2 separate regions of the Homo sapiens genome follow, and region 2 is linked to region 1. A link is a loop called in an ENCODE intact Hi-C map of the cell type or tissue named here. Cell type or tissue: B cell. All regions are shown on one strand. Each heading gives the region's core, and the rest is flanking DNA. Links, peaks and the distances in the headings are about the cores only.

Region 1 (10,841 bases), core at 4,908-7,407:
TGTGTGTGTGTGTGTGTGTGTCTGTGTATGAGTGCATTGGTCTGTGTGTGTATTGAACTGTGTGTGTTGGGTTGTGTGTGTGTTGGGGGTATGTGTTTTAAGGCGTGTGTTGGGGTATGTGTGTTGAAGTATGTGTGTGTTGGAGTATGTGGGTGTTGGTGTCCGTGGGGGGATTGTGTGTGTGTTGGGGTGTGTGGGTATTGGGCTATGTTGGAGTATGTGTGTGTCAGAATGTGTGTTTTGGGATGTTTGTGTTGGGGTGTGTGTGTTGGGGCATATGTGTATTAAGGTGTGTGTGTTGGAGTATGTGTGTGTTGGAGTATGTGTGTATTGATGTGTGTGTGTATTGGGGTGTGTGTGTTGGAGTATGTGCGTGTTGAAGTATGCGCGTGTTGCTGTGTGTGTGTGTGTTGGGGTGTGTATGTATTGGGGCATGTATGTGTTGGAGTATGTTTTTGTTGGGATGTGTGTGTGTTGGGTGTGTGTGCATTGGGGTGTGTGTTGGAATGTGTGTGTTGGGATGTGTGTTGGAGTGTGCATTGGGGTGTGTGTTGGGGTATATGTGTATTGGGGTGTGTGTGTTGGAGTGCGTGTGTTGGGGTGTGTATGTATTGGGGTGTGTGTGTGTTGGGGTGTGTGTGTGTTGGAGTATGTGTGTGTTAGGGAGTGTATGTGTTTTGAGGGTATGTGTGTTGGGGTGTGTGTTGAGGGCATATGTGTGTGTTGGGGTGTGTGTATTAGGATGTGTATGTATTGGAGTATATACGTGTTGGGGTGTGTGTGTGTTGAGGATGTATTTATGTATTTGTTGGGGTGTGTGTGTGTGTGTGTGTGTGTGTGTGCATGGAGTGATCTGCTGCATGAAATGACTGGCCCTGAAACACAGTAAGTTCTCAGTAAATGTGGGTCACTGTGAAGGCTTGGAACTTCTATTTCTTAACTTAGTTTTTTTTTATCAAGTGTAACATTCAGCAAAGTGCGTGCATCTTAAGGGTGGGGTTTGATTAACTTTTGCCTGTGTATATAAGCATACAACCACCCCCAGGGTCAATCAATATATTGGACACTTGCAGCTCCCCAGCAAGCTCCCTCCAGCCTCAATTTCTCCATTCTCCAGACTTCTATCATTACAGATTAGTTGTGCCTAGGTTTGGTCACCATGTAAATGGAGCCACACAAGTTGTGTGTACTGTGTATATACACACAGGATATGTGCACTCTTCTGTGCCTGGTTTCCTCTGTTGAACACAAAGCCTGTGTGTTGAATCCATGTTGTGTGTAGCAGCAGCCTTTTTCCTTTTGATGTGCTGTTAGCATTGCATTGAACTGCCCCCCACGTGTCTATCCATTCTCCTGATGATGGACATTTGGTCTGTTGCCAGTTGTGGCTATTACGCATCAAGCTTCTGTGAACAGGGCTTCTGAGGACATAAGCACTGATTTCAGTTGGGCATCTACCTAGAAGAGAATGTGCTAGGTCTTAGGGTCTATGTAGACTGAGTTTAGCATTAGAATACTAATATATAATATAATGCTGCCAAAAGTTTTCTGAAGTGGTGTTAAGTGATGATCCAAACAGCAATAGTTGAGGGTTCCAGTTGCTCCATACCCACATCCTCACTGTGCAGGCTGGTTTCTCTGGGAGCAGATTTGGCCATGGAGTTTGGATCTGGAGACAGTTATTGGGGATCCACACCTGTGAAGAGAAAAGGAAGGAACAAGTTGGGGCAGAGAGAAGAGCTGAGCTGTGACTCAGGCTAGACAAAGCCCCAGTTAACCTAGCAGGGAGCTGGCTGGCGTGAGTTCTGCCCAGCAGCGTGACCCACATCCAGTGGAAACAAAAGGCTGACCTCTAAGCCCTGCTGCACTCTGCCGCCTGATCTGGGCTGCCCCAGGAGGGCCATGACCTAGGGCGGGGTGGCTCTCCTAGCAGAGGTAGACCTTGGAGGAGCCGACAGCTGCAGGCCACCTGCTGACAGCAGTATAGCTGCCAGTGCACCACACCTGCTAGCCATTTTAGTGAGGAGTGTGATGGCATCTTCCTGTGACTTTAATCTGCATTTCCAAGATGTTAATAATGCTTATATGATAATTGGCTATTTAGATGTGCTTTTTGGTGCAGTCTCTGTTCACAGCTTTTTGCCCACTTTAAAAACTGGGATGTCTGTCTTTTTCTTTCTCTTTTTCTTTTTGAGACAGGGTCTTGCTCTGGCACCCAGGCTGAAGTGCAGTCACGTGATCACGGCTCACTGCAGTCTGGATCTCCAGGGCTCAAGCAATCCTCCCAACTCACCCTCACAAGTAGCTGGGAGCACAGGTGCCCCTACCACACCCAGCTATTTTTTTTTTTTTTTAATTTTAGTAGAGACATGGTCTCGCTGTGTTGCCCAGGCTGGCCTCAAGCTCCTGAGCTCAAGTGATCCTCCTGCCTCGGCTTCCCAAAGTGCTGCGATTACAGATATGAGCCACTGTGCCTAGCCTGTCTTTTTCTTATTAATTTATAAAAGTTCTTTGTATGTTCTGGATATTGGTATTTATTTTCATAGATGTATTTCAAACATCTCTCAACCTGTTTGGTTAAGAAATTTTTGTCTACCCCAGGGTCATGAAGATATTCTTGTATTTTATTTTCCAGAAGATTTTTTGTTTTAATTTAGGTCTATGATGGATCTCGAATTAATTTTGGGGTATGATATGAGGTAGGCCCATTTTTCCCCCATATGACTCTCCAATTGAACTAATACCATTTATTAAATATCACCTTTCCTCACTGAATTGTGCATCTTTCTTGTGAATCCAGGGATTGAACACGTGTGGGTTTGTTTCTGGGCTCCCTACTGTGTTGTATTGGTCCACTTGACTAGGATCACAGTATGCCACACTGCCTTCTTACTCTGGATTTAGAAAAAACCCTTGACATCCAGTACATTAAGTCATCCAGCTTCGTACTCTTGTGAGATTGCTTTACCTATTCTAGGTCCTTGGAATTTCCACATAAATTTTGAAAACAGCATGCCAATTTTCTTGTAAATACCTGCTGGAATGGGTTTGTATTAAACATACAGATCAATCTGGCAACTTAATATTGTAATAATATTAAGCTGGTCAAACAACAAGCAGGCTACAGTCCTCTATTTAGGTCTTCTTTAATTTCTCTACACTGTTTTGTGTCGTCATAGAGGTCTTGTGCTTCTTTCATTAGACTTACTCATAAGTATTTGATGATTATTTTGGTATTATTGTAAATGGCACCTCAAAATTTTCATTTGGTAATTGTTGCCAGCACATACACACTAAACTAATTTTTGTATGTTGATTATATCCAGCAATCTTGCTAAACTTACTCATTAATACTAATAGGTTATTATTGGATTTTGGATTTTTTCCATATACAATATTATCATCTTAAATAATGAGTTTGTATGTTTCATTTCAAACTTTATTATTTTTATTTTTATTTCTGCCTCATCGAAACAACTGGGCTCTGCTGTATAATGTTGAATAGAAATGATAGTGGCGGACATCCATTTCTTGTTCCTATCCTTAGGAGAAAAGCATTCAGTATTTTACCATTAATGATGATGTTAGCTGTGTGTGTGTGTGTGTGTGAGCGTGCGCGCACACACATTTCTTTGATGGAAACTCTTTATCAGATTAAGAAAGTTCTCCTCTGTGCCTCTTTTGCTGAGAGTTAAAAAAAAACATGAATAAGTATTGAATTTTAATGAATCTTTGCCCATATGTATTGATTTTCATTCACATCTTCAGCTGCACCTCTCGAAAGCTGGAAAGTGGTATGTGGCTGGTGTCAGGCCAGAGGTTTCAGAGGGAGTCCTGCCCCTGTGGAGACCGGATGTGACGGTTACAGGAGGGCCGGAATGGGAGACAGCCCTAAAGGCACAAGTCAGCCCCAAAGACACAAGTCAGTGACACTGACGTGATCACGCACCTCGGTCCTTGTGAACTCCTCTTCTACTCACTCCCAGCAAGCACTTGGGATCTGTTTTCTGAATGGTAACTAGTGCCATGCATATAACCCTGTGGCAGGAACTGTGCTAGGCATGATGGGAGGGCACAGGACATAGCTACTGCCCCTCCAGGGCGCTGGGGGTGTCTCCATGTATCACACCATCCTGCAGTTCCTAGGAGGGCCCCAACTCTGGGCTAGAGCTACAGGCCTGTGTCCCTTGCCTCCACCAGCCCCGCAGCACCCCCTCCCTGCCCCCGCCAGAGACCAGGGCCCTCAGGAGCAGTCAGACCGACCACGAACAAACAGGGCAAGAGCAGTGGAAAATGCCCCAAATGGTCCCCACCCTCACCCATCTCTCCCCGCTGGTCAGTTGTCTTGTGGATTCTTGGCCTTCCCAGTGCGGTCTGGGAAGACTTAGATGGTTTCCTTCCAAAGCCCCAAGAAGCCAAGAACAGGAGCTGCTCCAGGCCATTTCTGTCCCTGGGTCTCCTTTCAAAGGATTTCTGGGTCAATGAAGACACAATGTGGCTTGTGGGCAGTCAAGAGAGAGGGCCTATCGTTGTTTCAGATTTCTGGCTTGGCTCAGAGATTCAGACTCTCCAATTCCCACACTAGATGCCTCAGTCCACTGGGATAAAGGCCTTGCCTCCAAAGAATGGCCATGACATTTGTTGTTTCTGCCGTGTCTGCTCAGCCTCCCTCACTGTCTTCCATAGCAAGCCTCTGTTCCAGCCAGCTTAGTGTGGAACTTAGGAATTTTTGGGTTATAAATGATAGACACTCACGATAAACTAGCCCAACTCCTAAAGCGGGGATTTATTGGTTCACAGATCTAAAAAGCCTAGGAGAAAATGGCCTCAGGTTGGGCTGGATCCAGGTGCTCAAACACTGTCACCAGGAATGTGACTGTCTCCATCTGTGGCTCTGTTTTCTCCCGTATGGGTTTTATTATCTTCCTTTGTGGTGGCAAAGATTGGGCTTGCATCCTTCCAGCTTGACAACTCTGTTGGAAAGACAACACTTTTTTCAATAGGTGCAGCAACAATCTCAGGAAAGGCTCTCATTGGCCCAGCTGAATTCACACACCCATATCATGAGAATCAGCCTCACTAGAAACACATGATCTGAGGATGTGGGAAATGTGCATCCTCAGAGGAAAAAAAATGGGTGTTACAACCAGAATTAAGGGTTTTAAACAAGCAAAATCAGTAGGTGCCACCTCTTCTAGCTGCCCTGCCACCTCTATGCCTTTGTTCAAGTTTCCCTTTCTGGAATTCTGTTTGCCTTCCTGGGCTCAATGCTTCCTTTTCTTCAAGCTCCCCCTCCCTTAGGAAGCCTTCCCTAGCCTTTGAGCCTCCCCCTGCTCTGAACTCACCATGTGCCAATGGTCTAGACATTTGATTTTATTTTAAAATGAACATTATCTGATTTTTTTGATCATAGCAAAATAATACTTATTTCCCAAACAAATCAGAAGATACAAAAGTGAAATCCTATATCACCCACAGAGCCTGCTCTGAGGAGGCGGCATTGTGCCCAGGTTTGAGTAGAAATTGGCAGGGATGGGGCAGGGCCAGGATTGTCTCAGGGCCGGGAACCAGCAGTGGGTGGAAAGACCAGGATGGGAAAGAACTCAAAAGATTTGAGGACCTGAAGGAGCCCAGTGAGCAGGAGCAGAGAGAGAAGGGGTCAAGGGTATGGAACAAGGTTGGCTTGAGGGTGCTTTTACTCTAGTGAGGCAGGAAACTGCAGGAGGAGTTTAAGCAGGGAAGCAACATGATCCAGCTGGCGCTGGGGCCATTCTCCGGGCTGTGTACTGGAAAATGCAGAAGGGCAAGGTTGGAGGCCCCTGCAGTCATCCAGGCCAGACATGATGCTGGTCCGGCCAGAGGTGGTGGTCGTGGAGAGGATTACAAGCCGGTGGGCTTCAGAGACAGAACTGACTTGGCGATGCGCTGGTGTAACAGTCAGGGTGGGGGACATGAGGCTGAGTGATTTCTAGGTTTCTGGCTTGAGCAGCCATGTAAATGGGGTGCATTTACTGCCATGGGAAAGATGGTGAGTTGGGGACATTCTCTCTAGATGTGAGCCCGAAATGGATCTATACTTACATTTTGCATAAGTTGCATGGTGACACTCTGATTCCTGCTCTCTTCCCCACTCAACTGAGCATCTTTCCATGTCAGCATGGCACTCATGGCACTTATGACAATGCCTGCACACTATTCCCGAAGATGATATCCCATAATTTCTTTAACCAAGTCCCCATGGTGGACACATAAGTTGTTTCTGTAGTGCCCATTTAGGACTTGATTAGATTCCATATTACAATTTATTTTATTTTTATCGAATTATTTGTTTCTCAATCATTAGTCCCTTTATCTTTTCTCCAGCTTTCCCAATTTCAGGACCTGCAAACTTGTCTCCAAGTTCCTGCCCTCGGTGCCTTGCACTCTGGCCACTAGATGGCGGTGTTGCATAGGGTCCCCGCTGGCTCCAGTCCACAAGAGACTCCACTTAGCAGGACGCCTGACCTCCAGACTCCGACCTCCACCCAGCAGGGCAAGACCTTCCCTGGAGACCCATGGGTGGACCTCCCATTCTCAGTGCCCAAAGAATTCCTGCCCTAGGTGTGACCTGCGGCCCATTTGTAAACGGATGGCTTTGCTCTCCCCTGCAGAAATAGGTTGGGGGTTGAGGGACTGGCGTTTTTGGCAATGGCTTCTGAAATGTGGTATCCCAGTTGCCTGTGGTGCCTGAGATGGTTCGAGGTGCCAGGAGCTACGTTACCAGAGCTTATTTGGTCGGTTTTTAGAAAAATAGAATTTGTCCTTCAAACCCACAGTTTCATGTACTATTATTATTTAGAATGAGATTAAGTCCAAAGAAAAACTTTAAATTAAATTTAAATGTTAAATGTAAAGAAAAATAGCAGTACGGATAGAACATAGAGAAATCACTGGATTCACTGCAGATTGCTGGCTTCCAGCTCAGTCTAAATGGGAAATGTTGATGGCTTCATAAAATCTTAGAAGGACTGAATTTTAAAACTTAGACCCTGGAGAACATCACACCTAGAAGGAGAACCTTAGAACCACAGTATCTTTGCTGGCATTTTCAAAGATAACGCCATCTTAATCAATACTTTATCATCTTTATCTCCGTACTTAAGAAAATGATCTTGCAACTCTGAGAATCCATAACAGCTTGGGATCATAGTATTTTGGAAGATTAGACTTATGGAATCCTAGACTTCCAGAACTTTAGTGTGAAGAAGTCCACACTAAGGTCAGGTGGAAGAGGAAATTACAGTTGGAAAAGAGAGATTGAGGTCCTGCAGAATGGTGGCCCCTGAGGCTCTCACCTTCTTCCTCCTGCCTCCTGTCTGACCCTTCACCCCAGTGTGCTCAGGGCTCCCACTCTGGGCTCTGCTCCCAGCAGAGAGCATCACCCAGGACAGCTGTCTTCTCTTTAGCAACACTCACTCCCCCATCTCCTTCCTGGCACTCCTCTATGCTAGCTAATCTGACAGCTTAATGAATCCACACTGCCTCAGACTGATGGGCAAATGAGTGATTTATGTGAAGAAATGACCTCCCCCTCAAGTAATAAGTGCTTTCTACGGAATGTTGCAATCTACATGGTGGTGCTGATGGTGACATTTGAGGCAGGATGGCCAGCAATGAGGAAAATATCATGGCATCTTTGGATGTTTTTCAAATCATCACCTACTAGTGCCTCCATTTTTGCTTTTTATTTCCACCAGGGATTGCAGAGATTGGATTTGGGATTGCAGGGAGAGATATCCAGAGGAAACTTGCTTCTGCTTCTTTTCTGATCTCAAAGTTCAGATGTCCAACTAGAGACCAAACTCATTAGCTTCTGGAGGCCTGAATATTTACAACTCCTTCCCATCTTTCTTTCTTTTCTTTTGAGACAGGGTCACACTGTCACCCAGGCTGGAGTGCAGTGCTGCAATCATGGCTCACTGCAGCCTTGCCCTCCTGGGCTCAGGTGATCCTCCCACAGTTAGTGGTGGTGAATCCACACAGGTCTGCAGCAAACTCAGTTCTTGCCTCCTCAGAAGAAAGAGTCTGACCAAAGTGCATAAGGCAGAGTGAGAGACTGAGGAAAGTTTTAGAGCAGGAGTGAAAGTTTATTAGAAAGTTTTAGAGCAGGAGTGAAAGTTTATTAGAAAGTTTTAGAGCAGGAACGAAAGGAAGTAAAGTACACTCAAAAAGAGGGCCAGGCAGGAGACTTGAGAGGTGCAAGTGTATGGTTTGACCTTTGACTTGGGGTTTTATACATTGGAGTGCTTCCAGGGGGTCGTGTCCCTTCTCCCCTGATTCTTCCCTTTGGGTGGCTGTCCACATGCACAGTGGCCGGCCAGCACAGTGTGTTTACTGGAGTTGTGCACGTGCTCACTGGAGGTATTCTTCTCTTACCAGTCTAGCATTCCTAGAGGAAGTTCATATACCAATTAAACCCCACCGTTTTGCCTCTTAATGCACATGCTTGAGCCCACTCACCCAACTCCTGAGATCTTATCAGGAAGCGGCTGATCACCAGCTTCAGGTGTTTCTATCTATTGGGAGACCGGCTTTCCCAGCACTGGCTGTAACCAATTATCATTATTTTAGAGGGACAGTTAACAACCGCCTGACCGTCACCTGATGGTCACCTCACATTCCTGATCCGGAGGCAGGGCCCTCTCCTGCCCTGCTCATGTCTGACTAGCTACCTACTGTAACACTACCTCAGTCCCCTCCCCCAAGAGCTGAGACTATAGGAACACACCACCACATCCAGCAAATTTTTGAATTTTTTTGTATAGATGCTGTCTCAATGTTGCACAGGCTGGTCTCAAACTCCTCAGCTCAAGTGATCCTCCTGCCTTGGCCTCCCAAATCCTTCTCATTTTTCAAGACTACTGAGATGTCACCTCCTCTGGAAAGCCTTCTGGGATTGTTCTTCCTAGAGAGCTGAACATCTTCTGAGGACTTCGTATCAGCACCATGCATTTGTCTGCCAGCTGTACTCGCTGAACTGTGTTCACTAATAACCACTGGGGAATGATTATTCCCCAATGTCTTTCTAATGTCTTAGAATTCGTGACCTAGGGTTTGCCAACCTGAGGGCCCATAGCGGCCAGTTCAGGATGTCGGGGACTGCAGTAAACCAGAGGATTTATCCGGTGGTCGCTCCTTATTTTGGCCAGCAGGGCCGTCTGGAAATGACAGTTCAGTGTTGCCAAATCTTCTACCAGTTTTGAAACACTGACGATATGGTTTGGCTCTGTGTCCCCATCCAAATCTCATGTTGAATTATAATCCCCAGTGTTGGAGGTGATGCCTGGTGGGAGGTGATTGGATCATGGGGCGGACTTCCCCATTTGGTGCTGTTTTTGTGATAGAGTTCTCACGAGATCTGATTGTTTAAAAGTGTGTGGCACCTCCCCTCTCTCTTCCTCGCACTCTGGCCATGTGAAGTGCCTTGTTCCCCCTTCGCCTTCCGCCATGATTGGAAGCTTCCTGAGGCCCCCCAAGAAGCAGATGCTGCTGTGCTTCCTGTACAGCCTGTGGAACCATGAGCCAAATAAACCCATTTTCTTTATAATTACCCAGTCTCAAGTATTTCTTTATAGCAATTCAAGAATAGACTGATACAGCCGATAGTTATTTTTACATAAAAACCTCTCCTTCCAGGCAAATAAAGCATATCAACAGATTTATCACTGGAGCCCAGGACTCTGGGAGGCTCTGCTTTAGGTCCTTGTTGGTCTGCATGCTTCTGGGTGCTTGGAGTCATGCATGACAAGGGTGGTCCTTAGCGGACACTGCTACTCATTCACCTTCTGCCTGTCGGAGCATCTGGAACCTTACATTATTGAAGGCATGTTGCAGAAGTCAGGTGCGTCAGTTTTCACACATGACCCCCAAATTCTTTGATGTTCCTTCCATCAGGAGGCAGGGTGCAACCTAGCCCCTCCTTCCCCTGGAATCTGCAGCCTGTGGCTGCTTGACCAATGGAGTATGGCAGAAGAGCCACTATGACAGCTTTGGGATACTGGTTCTCAGAACCCAGACAGGCCCTGAGGAAGCCCAAGCAGCCCGTAAGGAGGCTGAGTGGAATGAAACCAAGACCCTCATCCCACCCTTATCCTCCCCTGAGCTCCCCCTCATAGCCAGCCCCAACTCGCCATGAGTGCACCATCTTGGAAATGGTCCCCCCCGCCAACCTGTCACAGCTGACACCACACAGAGCAGAGATGAGCCTTCCCCTCTAAGCCCTGCCTGAACTGTGGATTCATGAGCAAAATCAAACTACTAAGCATGGGGGTTGTTTGTCACACAGCAATAGATAACTGCAACATCCGTAGACCTGGGCTCCAGTACTGGCTCCTTTTGCCCCTGACTCTGGTATCTTGGACCCCTTGCCTCCCCACAATCTCAGCCTACACACTTAAGAAGGGAGGGTTTGGTCTGCTCACAGTGTGGAATGCTGTGATGTCTATGCAGCTGTGGGGGTGTGAAGTGGCATCCCCACCTTGGAAAGCAGTTGGGCATCATCAAGGGAAGCGCAAGACGCCCTGACCCTGTGACCCAGCCATTGCACTCTGAGGTTAACTCTGCACAAGTGCTCTGGAAGACAAGTTCAGCTGACTTGAGGGCAAACAACTGGAGACGGCCTAGGAGTCCATCCTCGGGAGAAGGGCTTCATGCATCGTGGCTTATGTACAGACTGCAGATGAATGGATTCACGCTCTGTGCAGCCGTGTGCAGGAGCCTCCATAACGTGATGTTGAGTCAAAACGATAAGCTGAAGGGTGACTCATCCAGCATAGTCCCATTAAGTTTGAGAGCAAACAAAA
Region 2 (10,841 bases), core at 4,055-6,554, 170 kb after region 1:
GGAGCTGGGATTGGCCACGAGGTTGGAGGATTTTGCATACATTTAAAGCATTTCGAGTGTGCTTTTAAGCCCCATTAGACTCTAAGATGCTACACAGTCTCGCTACTTTCGGACTAATTAGGAGAAAAGTAAGCAGCTGTAATCAGTGAAAAATGATTTAAGGAAAGAAAAAAATATTTAGCCTGATTAAAACATTTCTATTAGCTAGAATTATGTAAAGTGCCCGTCACAGTGCCAGACAGACAATGTCAGCTGCAGTTATTATTTCAGTTATACAAGAACAGGTGGAATTAGGAGAACCAAGGGTTGCTATGACAATAAGCCGGGACCCTCCTCATCCCTACCTGGGAGGAGGGCTGGCCCTGCCCTAGAGCTTCCTGCGGTCTTGGTGAGGAAGAAGAAACTTCTGGGCCGGCTTCCCAGGGGAAGGTGCACCTGAGGATGAGCAGGAATGTGTCCTTCAGGGCCTGGGAATGGCAGGGCCTCCCAGAAACGGCGTGGCGATGGGGGTTCTGTGATAAAGGAACCCCTCTCTGGCTTTAGTTCTGCTGCAGAGCGTTCTTATGTGGTGTACTTTCCTGGAAAACACAGCCTCCCAGCACCCTGCGCTGTGCTGGAAGGAGCATTGTGACCTCATGCTCAGGTACTCTGAGGCACAGAGACCCTGGGTGCTGGGTGTCTTCCGCACTCTCTGGCTGCTTCTGTGCCTCAGAGTAGAAGCCCTTTGGGAAGACCTAAGAGCCAACCACAATAATTGCAGCTGTCCTGAGTCCTGCTACAGGCAGGCAGCTCTTCCAGATTAGCCCCAGCATGAGTAGATGTTCCCCTTCACACCTGGAGTTTTAACGTACACTTCTCTGGGCACCTGGCCCTGTCCTGAGAAATTAACCTGGTGGGATCGCCATCCACCCTGTGAGGTCGATGCCATTATCAGCCATGTTTTACAGGTGAGGAAACCGAGGCACAGAGCATATGCTGCCCACGGTTGCAGAGCTGGGGTTTGAGCCCCATCAGCCTGGCTTCAGAGCTTCCTGGCTAGCCCCGCCTTCCTTCCCAGGCCTCTGTCTGCTTACTATATGTGAACTCTGGGCATCAAGTTGTTGGGCTGATCTGTCATTCAATAATGCCTAAAGGAGGGGTCCCCGGTGCCCAAGGACCTTCAGCCAGGAGCTGTGGGGTTTCAAAGCTGCCATGTTGAGGGGTCCCAGTGTCTGACTTCTGCAGTTGCAGCCATCCTGGGGGCCACCAGCAAGGTAACATTCCTCTCCTGAAGGTTTTCTCTCCAGCTGCCCAAGGTGTCCCAGGGGCCAGCAGGTGGAGAGAAGCTGCCTGGCCACCCTGCTCCAAGGAGCTGCCCTGCTCTTCCCTCCTGTGGGTTGTTGGGGTTGCTCTGCAGGTCCACAGCAAAGTCCTTTTCTACTCTCGAGTCCAGTTCCCAGCCCCTGTAACTTCCATCTCCCCAGCTTAGCAGGTGCCACCATCCCAAGGGCCAGAAGGGTACTCAGTACTTTGCATGGGGAACTGCAGGCCCTGATCTGGCCCTCGGCTCCTCCACTCTGCTTTCTGCCCTGAGATGCTCCCCTAACTGTATCCTAAGGGCTAGGGGAGGGAGGTGATGGCAGGTTTTCACATCTGTGCTCAGATCCCCAGGGACCCACCAACACAGGGGACCCACATTGCTCAGCAAGAATATTGATGGGGACCCCAGGATCCCCCAGTCACATGCACTGCAGAAGAGGAGGCTGGCCCCTGAGAGGCCTGGGAGAGAGACAGTTGGAATAGAAGGGAGGGGGCAGCTAGGAGGAGGCCCAGCTGTTAGGGTGACACCCTGAATCTCAGAAGCGGTTGGCCAGTGTTTGAGCCCTGGTCTTGGCCCTGTAAGATGATCTGTAAAGCACTCGGCGGGCATGGTGCCCAAGAGATGCTCAGCAGGGCCTCGGCTCAGAGCCCAGGCTGCCCATGAGTTGAGGAAGAATGCCGGTCAATTTTGTCATCATCCTGATAGCTTGAACTTTCTAAGTGCCTGCTGTATGCCAGGCACTGTTCTAAGCAGTCCATACATGTTTGGTTCTTTAATCTCTCAACAGCCTCACAACTTAGGTACTGTTATTACTCCCATTCTATATTTGAGGAACCTGAAGCAGAGACAGGTTTATTTATGGTGTACAACTTTCTCTCCTGGGGAGGGTGCCTTTGCTGAGAGAGGGGCCCTGTGTGCAGGTGTGTGGGAGGGACATTTGGGACCCTGCACCTCCAGGCTGCTGAGTCTCCTGAGAGCAGTTCTGAACCACAGTCCAGAGCAGGGCAAGCCTCACCTTGGTCAAGCAATGTCACCAGAGCCTCCGCTGGCCTTTCCTGCCATTGTTCCCTATGCCTGGGGAGGTGGTGTTTAAGGGACAGGTGTTTCTGCTGTTGGGGAAGTCCCACCTGCTGCCTCCACTGGAGAAAGTGACTCCTCTCTGCTGGGTGACAGTGAGGGGAGCCCCTAAGTCCCAGGCAATGTGCCTTGCAGCTCATTCCTGTCCTTAGAGACACTGCCTGGGGCCTGCTCAGCTGAACTGTGCCCCTCGCCTGCTGCAGAGACAAGGCCAGGCTTCTTTTTCCCTCTGCACCCCCCTACCCCCAGGAATCGGGGTTGGTCTCCAAGGCTTCTCCCCCCAGTCTCAAACATGCAGGCCTCACTCAGCTGCCCAGCTCCAGGAGCCCTAGGTCACCCCTGCCAGCCTTTGCCTTGATTTCTCAAACTCCCTTTCTCTTTAGCAAGTGGATAAAGGCATGTTGGCTCTGTCCTGGGTCCACATCTGGGCTCTGCCACTTGCTATGGAGTAACCTTGGCCAGGTCATTCTCCTCTGAGCCTCATTTTCCTTATTTGTAAGTTGAGGGCCAAGGTCTTCATCTGCCAGGGCCTGGTGAGGAGCAGCAGCAATAGGGAATAAGAGACTCTCTGGCAAACTCTCAAGTCCGGGATAAATGGCTGTTGGGATGATCCTGGACTTAGTGAGGCTGGCAGAAGTGAAACTCAGCCTGGCCCAGCCCCTAGATGCTCACAGTCTGGCAGATGAGACGTCTGTGTGCACACACGCATCACATGCACGCACTGTCATGAGCCAGCCTTAATCTCTTTCCTGAGCTGATTTTGTTTGATGTTTTGCCCAGGTGCCTCCCAGTTCATTATTAGCACCGCCATTCCCAACCTCACCTGATTTTCAGATTCACCTGGGAAGCTGGTTAAACAGGACAGATTCGTGGGCCCCCACCTTGAAAATTCAGTCAGTAGGGCTGCATGGGCCCAGGCATCTGCATTTTTAGCCAGTGTCTCAGGCAACTCTGATGTTCCTCATGTGAGGATTTTGGTCATCCACTAGTCCCTCCTAAGATCCCACAGACTTCAGCAATGAATGACTTTACAGATTATGAGGCCCGCTTACAGGTCAAGAAACTGAGGTTTCCCAAGGAGAACTTTGAACTTTATCCAAAGTTGCACAGTTCTGAATGAGAGTGCAGTGTCTGGTGAATGGTGGGGGTGATTTGAGCTGGAGGATGCTAAACGGAAGAGTCTTGGGTGGGCGGGAAGGGCTTTTGCTGGGAGGTGACACTTGGACCAGGGTCTTCCAGGTGGGTGGGATCTACCTAAATGTAAGAGAACCCACAAACCAAGCACAGACTTGAAAGGGGCAGTGCCGGGGAGAGAGTCATGCTGGGCAAAAGGAGAAATAAGGTGGCAGAGATTGGGGGCAAGTCAGACAACTCTAGTGAGCCTGGGATTCCAAGAGGAGAAGTTCAGATTATTATCTAGGCAGCTGGGAGTCACTGATAGTTCTTGAGCTGGGGGCTGACATGGCAGGCATTTGGGGTTTGCTAGAAACAAACCCGGCTAAGCACGTGGGAGCAGAGGTCAGGGCACGCCTCCAAGGAGTTTCCAATGGTTGGTGTGGCCTCTTGGGCCACACCACGAGTGACAGGCCATCAGAAGGTATACCATGTCCCCAGCACCCCCAGAGTTTAAGCTAAATTGCAATGGAAAGTTGAGGGAGATGGCTACCACTGGGGGTTGCCCTGGGAGATGGCCCCTGCACGTAGGAAGACCACAGTTGAGAAGCGTCGGTCCTCCCTGCATCCTAGCCCCACCCGAGTGTGGATTTTAGCGCTGAGCTTTTCTTCTGGCTGAGCAGTAGCCGCTGTTAGGCACCATCTTGTAGTGCTGGAAGTCGCTGCCACCACTGCACCAACAGTTGCCAACCTGACAGAATTAGATATGAGCCTCATCCTCCCAAGTTTGGAAGAAGAGCTTATGTTCAGCCTCTGGCGTCCACTGTATCCCACCAAGTTGGGGTTGTCGGGAATGTCCCGCCCCTCCACCACATCTTTCAGGCCTCAGTTTCCCCTCTGTGAAATGAGTTCCCTCCAGCTCTGATGGGGCCGTCTGTGGAGGAGGCTAGAGACTGTAGCTTTGTCTTGTCACTGATCTGCTATGTGGCCTGGGCCTCAGTTTCCTCATCTGTAAAATGGGCTTGGATGTGGACGTGCCAAGACCTCCAAAGCCCCACTGTGAGTCTTTGATTTTGTGTGGGATCCCAGGGCATCCCCTGGCACTTGGCAAACCTTTAGGGGCAGGAAAAATTAACTTCAAAGTCATTATTGGAAGATGCTCAGGAATGGACATCGTTTAATGAAAAGTGATTTCCTAAAGATCTGGTGTTCATCTGTAGAGTTTTGACCATCTGATGGGAAACTGTGCTCAGATGTTGGGAGCACATCCTGGTCCACCCTTCCCCACTGTCCACATACCCCAGCATCTGTCATTGCAGTTTGCTCTGTCGCCCTCGTAGAGGAGCTCTCAGAATGCCTGACGTGGAAGGCTGTTTCTCCCTATGCAGAGTGTCCCCAGAGCCCTAAGCCCTAAACATTCCATCTGAAAAATCCTCATCGTGCTGGGCCTTGTATTAATACTAGGTGTCAGGAAGCAGGACCCGGGTGACTGGGGAGTAACAGACAGCAACAGTACAGGCTGGGAACGCAGGGACAGAGCTGTCCTGGAGGCTGTCCCATCGAGGCTGTGAGGGGTACCTGCTCATTAGGCAGGGGAAGAGTGTACCGGGCTGAGGGCACAGCACAAGCCAAGGGTGTTGGGGCTTGAGAAACCACAGCGTGTGCTTCAGGAACCCCTGGGGATCTTGGGCTGGTTCTGGATGGTGGAGGGGGCCTAGGAATCGGCTTCCAGTTAAGTAGAGCAGGCACCTGTGCTCCAGAACACAGTGGGCACCGGTGACCGACAGTGCTAGTTCCCCACCCTGTCTTGCTAAATCCCAGGCTGTTTGGTTCCTCTAGCACCACACTCTGGTCGAGCTGAATTTCTGAGTCCGAGTGAGGTGGGGCGGAGGTAGGAAGGAAGAAGAAAGTACATCCTCGTCAGGGGGAAAAACATGTTTAAAAGAGGAACAAGGAGGGGGAGGTTGTTTGCAAACATTTAATGAGGTAGGAGTTTCACATACTGTAGATGGGATATTGTGCCTACTTTAGAGAGGGTAACACTGAGGCTGAAGAGAGAAGGTGACTTGCCCAAGGCTGTACAGCAGAGCGCCCTGACTGGTTTCCATGGCACTGTGGCATCCGGCAGAGCCACAGTGACAGAGTTGGGGCTGGCCCGGCTCCTGCACGTGCACCCTTAGCTGACTCTGTCACTGGGGCCTGTATCCTTCCAGTTTCTATAGAGCAAGGGAGGGGCTGCCCTCTGCTTTTCATAGCCAACAAGGAGCAGGGCTTTAGGCTTCTTACAGCTTAAAAGGAGAAGGTCAAGGAAATGGCAACCAACCTTTCTCTTTTCTTGAGTTTCTTTTTTGTGGCCTCCAGAAATAATCCTGGGCTCTGCAGAGCCTGTTTCAGGCTCATGGTCTACCCTACCCCGCCCCCATTTCCGGCAAAACCAGGCTGAGGGCTGGGCTGCTAGCGAAGCTGACAGCAAGAGTGACAGCCCTGTCCTGTCGCTGGTGAGTCAGTGCCAGGAGGTGGCTGCCTGCTGACTCACCCACTCCTTCCGCAGGCTCCAGGGGCCCCTACAGCAGCCTGACTCCAGCCAGCCCTGGGCCATGGGGGAAGGAGATGGAAAAGGGGCTTGGCTCCCTCTGACCCTTCACCCAGCCCCTGCACCCTGGAGCAGAGCTGCAGGCAGTGTGACCGTTGTGCTGTTATTGGCCTAAACACATAGCAACAGGAAAACAACCCCAAAACCCCAGCCTTAAGAGCAAGTCCAACAGTGCGCGACTCCCCAGGTCAGGAGAAGCCCCGATGTGTGCAGAATCTGCAGATGGGGCTGCTCTCGGCCCTGCCTCTGGCTGTGGAAACAGGCCTCCAAGTACCCAAGGTAGGCATTTTGGTGGCCCTCCCCAAGCTCCTCTTTCTCCTCCAGCCCAGCTGTGGGTACCAAGTGCCCTGGAAGTCTACTGAGTGGTGTCCAGGGTCCCCTCAGACAGCATCCCAGAGACTTGACCTTCCTCTGTGTGTCCAGGCTGTCAGGCCCAGCTCTCAGGGACTCTTTGACCAGAGACGTCTTTGAAGCCTACCCTTGACCAGACACGGAACCTTGTCCTTCCTCTGAACTTGTAGAATAATTTTTGTTTCTTTAACAAAACGAGCCCCTCCCTCCTTCTCTAGTCGTTAGTGCTGTGAAGGTGGGACGTTAGTGCTGTGAAGGTGGGACGGTGACCCAGTACCCCTGTGATGGCCCTGGGCCAGGTGTGTAGCAGGTGCTCAGTCAGCCAGAGCTTTTGTTCCCTCCCGCCACCTCCCCCAGAGAGAATTGCCCCAGGTAAGCGAGTGCCTGCTCAGAGCAGAGTGGGCAGATGACTTCCCAAGAGCACATTACAGCAAAGGGTGACCCTGTTCCTTTCAAAGCATGGCTTCACCCATGGAGCCGGCAGGGTTTGGGCTTCCTGCACAAGGATGTTGTGTTTGTGCCACCAGTCTTAGGTGTTAGGTCCTTGGTCAAGGGGAAGACATTCTGGCCACCCACCCCGCAGGTTCTCAGCTCATGGTGAGGAACCCAGGCGGCCGAGGTGTGGGGTTAACGACTCTACAGGCCCCACCAGAAAGTGTTAGCTGAGCACGGTAGCTCCCATCTATAATCTCAGCACTTTGGGAGGCCAAGGCAGGTGGATCACTTGAGGTCAGGAGTTTGAGACTAGCCTGGCCAACATGGTGAAACCCCATCTCTACTAAAAATACTAAATAATTAGCTGGGCGTGGTGGCAGGCACCTGTAATCCCAGCTATTCAGGAGGCTGAGAAACGAGAATCTCTTGGACCCAGGTGGCGGAGGTTGCAGAGAGCTGAGATCGCACCCTGCACTCCAGCTTGGGCAACAGAGCTAGACTCTGTCTCAAAAAAAAAAAAAAAAAAAAAAAAAAGTCATAAGTACCTGCAGGGAAAAACCCAACATGGGCCCTTAAGTTCCCTTTCAGAGTAGAAGGGAAGGGTTGGTGGTCAGGGACAATCCAGGGCTTTTAGCCAAAAGCGTTGAGCCCTCACTGGGGCAGCACAAAACTTGGGATAAATCCAGGTTCTAACTCTGGCCTTGGGGGCCCCGTCCCCTCTTCCTCTCTGCCACACTCTGGCTTTCTGTTTCTTCACTATGTGCACCATGGCCCTCTTTACACCTGCTGTTCTCTGCTCTTAGAACAGTGTTCCCCCAGTTCTTTGCCCCCAGTTCTTTGCCTCAGCTTCAGTGTGGCTAAAAGCTTGTTCCCTAGAGCCGAGCTTCTGGGTTTGAATCCAGCTGTATGACCCTGGGCAAGTGGCTTTACTTCTCTGGGCCTCTTTCCATCATCCGGGCTGGTGAGGAGTAAGTGAGTGAGTTGGTGTCTGGAAAGGGCTTGGCACAGGGCCTGCCCACAGTGAGTCCTCAGCGAGCTGCTGTTGTTATGAAATGTCACCTCCGCAGAGGGGCCTACTTTGTTGTTTTCTGTGTGCTGGGCACTGTCATAAATAATTGCTCATTTATGTGTTTAGTGTCTATCTCCCCTTCTGCAGGTCAGCTTGGTAGGGCTCACCCACTGTCTCCAGTTCCTAGAGCAGTGCCTGGCACATAGTAGGGTGAGTTAACAGCCACTGCTTGCCAAAGCCACTCAAACCTTTGTTCTAACCCTGGACCTCTGAGATGCAGAGGGGAAGTGACTTGGCCTGCATGACCCAGCTTTCTGACCTCGCCCACTGCCCTTTCCCCGACTTAGCTGCTTGGGCTCTGCTGTGGGGCACCTCCGTTTGGAGTATGGTGTGTGCCTCAAACACCTTCATCTGGGGCAGCGCCAGCCACCCTGCCTCATCCTGGCCCTTCTCAGGCCATCCTGCCACCGGGAGCCTGCCGTGCCTCCACCCCTCCCCCTGCAACTGGCACGGTGGCACTCTCCTTGCTGCCTCTCCTCTGCTGCCAGACTGTGGTTCTCTGGGGCTTTGGGCCAGGTCCTGCCACTTCCAAGGAGATGATAAAACAGTTTGGACCCAGTCCCCAGACCTTATGTTCACCTGCCAATGTTTTTATGAGGGGAAGGTGACAAGTTGGCTGTCTATTAGACTCATACCGTGTCTCGCCACCCCCGGCGTTGTTCCAGAGGCTTGTTCTTTGCAAAACCTGCTCACTGTCATCCACTCTTCCCCAGCAAACCACAGACTAAGAAGAACTACGTGGTCTGGCTGGTCCCCATCCAGAGGTCACCTTGCCCCAGGGTGGCACCAAGGTCATGGAGTTGGGACGTGGGTGCAAATCCTGGCCCACTGTCCTGTAGCTGTGGGACCTGGGATAAGGCTTCCCCCTTCTCTGAGCCTCAGTCTCCTGATCTGTGAAAGGCAAGGCTGATGAGGCCGGGGGTGAGGTAGAGGCTTTTCTGCAGGGCTTAGTGTGATCCAGGCAGGAGGCTTCTAGCGGAGGTCGGGGGTCTCTGAGGGTAGACCCGTACTTTGGTGGGGTGGAGGTTGCAGTTAAATCAGGAGAGGGGAGGACCTCACCCGAGGATGCTGAACCCCAGGTAGATAACAAGCCCCTGTCCCAGAGACGGCATGCTGAAACGATTTCCTCAACAGAATTCACTTTCACTACGACCAGAATATTTTTGCTCATTGTTTCGGCTTTGTTCCGGGCAAAACAATGCCTGGCTTCCTGGATGACCTCACCGGGACAAGCCATCAGGGCTGTAGGCCAGCCTGGTCAGCATCTCCGCACGAGCCCATTCTTCCCTTTGCCACGGCCACCTTAGGTGACCTGGGGGCAATAGTGTGACCAAAGAGAGCAGACTGGCCACAGGCTGAGTCTGGCCCCCTCTGTGTTTGTGTTTGACCCAGGTGGTGGTTTAGAAACTGAAAAATGTGTGTGTGCATATAAACCAGATTTCAACATCTCTTGAGAAGCTGGAGGATCCAGCCCCAGTGGGCACCAGTCCCGAAGGCACCTGCAGTAGTGGGAGCTAAGGAGAGCTGCCTGTGAGAGTCCAGACTCCTCCTGTCCCCTGGTTCCCACTCTTCCCTGCGACCTCCCCACCCCAGTGGACTCCTGTCCTTTGCCCACCAGGCCTCTGGAGGCTTTGGAGCTCGCCACGCTTGAGTTAGCCTTTCCTTGGGAGCAGATAACCAACAGATACAGACCTCATGATACAATTCAATGATTCAATCTCTTAAAGGTGTACTTTTAAAATATATATAAAAGAGAAAAAGAAAGGCTTTGATTAATTTCCACTTAAAACAGCTACTCCACTTAGAGTGATGGAAAGAGCTTCTACTTTATTATTATTATTTTTTCATCTTTTTAGAAACAGGGTCTTGCTCTGTCACCCAGCCTGGAGTGAGGTGGCATGATCACAACTCACTGCAGCCTCCAACTCCCGGGTGCAAGTGATCCTCCTACCGCAGCCTCCTGAGTAGCTGGGACTGCAGGCGCACGTGACCACACCTGGCTAATTTTTTTTTAACTTTTTGTACAGACAGGGTCCAAATGTGTTGCCCAGGCTTATCTGGAACTCCTGGCCTCAAGCCACCCTTTCACTTCAGCCTTCCAGAGTGTTGGGATTAAAGGTGTGAGCCACCACGCCCACCCAGGAATAGCACTCTTAACAACAACTCCCTTTTTTTTTTTTTTTTTTTTTTTTTTTTTTTTTTTTTTTTTTTTTTTTTTGGTGCTTAATTGTTAAACACTAGGGCCAAGGAGAGTGCCCTTGGCAGGCATCACTAATAGATCCTGGCCATCCTGCTCACTGAGCCTGTACCTAGCCCAGAATCTATGGAGACAGTGGTCCAGGGAGCCCCATCAGAGTTCCCTGTTTGCTAGAGGAGGGCTCCAGTCCAGCACGCCATCTGTCCTGCCTGAGTCTGTGCTGTTTCATTAGCTGGCCTGGCCCAGCCCTGTGGCCCTTGGCACTGACTGCTCCCCAGGCCCTGTCCAGCCTCCTGAGCCCCGTCTCCATCATGTGGCCCTTCACTTCCCTGTTTGCCTTTGCCTAGTTCCCCAGTTTGTCAGCCGGCTTGCAGCTGGCTCCTTAAAGACACCAGACCCCATTTCATTTGATCCATAGCAGCTACAGTAGTTGAGAACATGGACTTCAGAGGCCAAGACAGACCTGGGGGGCATTTGGAGCTTAAGTGGCCTTTTCCTCATGTGTGACTGTGGACAAGTGACTTCACATCTCTGTGCTTTATCAGCACAGGAAGGATGGGAGCAGCACCCACTGAGGGGATTAGCTAAGAAAATGAAAATGTGCTTGTAGTCAGTGCTCTTTTTAAAAAGATGCATATTCTGCTTGTGTATATGGTCAGTGCTTAATAAACACAGCTATCTTTTTCTTAAAAGTAACTTTTTTTGT

What was found. Hi-C counts contacts between places; a loop is a spot of excess contacts. Peaks named below come from ENCODE experiments on the same cell type or tissue, not always from the same donor. Only the 100,000 strongest peaks of a DNase experiment are listed, where the experiment ranks them.
Region 2: it touches region 1 in a loop (14-fold over the local background); 2 of 110 quality-filtered maps call a loop at or near these places.

Annotation. Positions count from the first base shown.
Region 1 is chr3:14,254,894-14,265,734 of GRCh38, forward strand. No RefSeq gene overlaps it. Among named protein-coding and RNA genes, the nearest start is that of LSM3, 81 kb to the left of the region's middle. In B cell, for the core only: CTCF peaks have their summits at 6,436 (motif pointing right) and 6,649; a DNase peak (open chromatin) is centred at 6,468; H3K27me3 peaks cover 454 bases.
Region 2 is chr3:14,426,426-14,437,266 of GRCh38, forward strand. All of the region lies in intron 2 of SLC6A6 (solute carrier family 6 member 6), which reads left to right. Among named protein-coding and RNA genes, the nearest start is that of SLC6A6, 29 kb to the left of the region's middle. RefSeq lists enhancers at 1,672-1,941, 1,982-2,041, 5,438-6,349, 5,727-6,136, 5,836-6,130 and 2 more and a silencer at 1,868-2,022. In B cell, for the core only: a CTCF peak has its summit at 5,351; DNase peaks (open chromatin) are centred at 5,676 and 5,936; H3K4me3 peaks cover 2,300 bases; H3K27ac peaks cover 2,500 bases.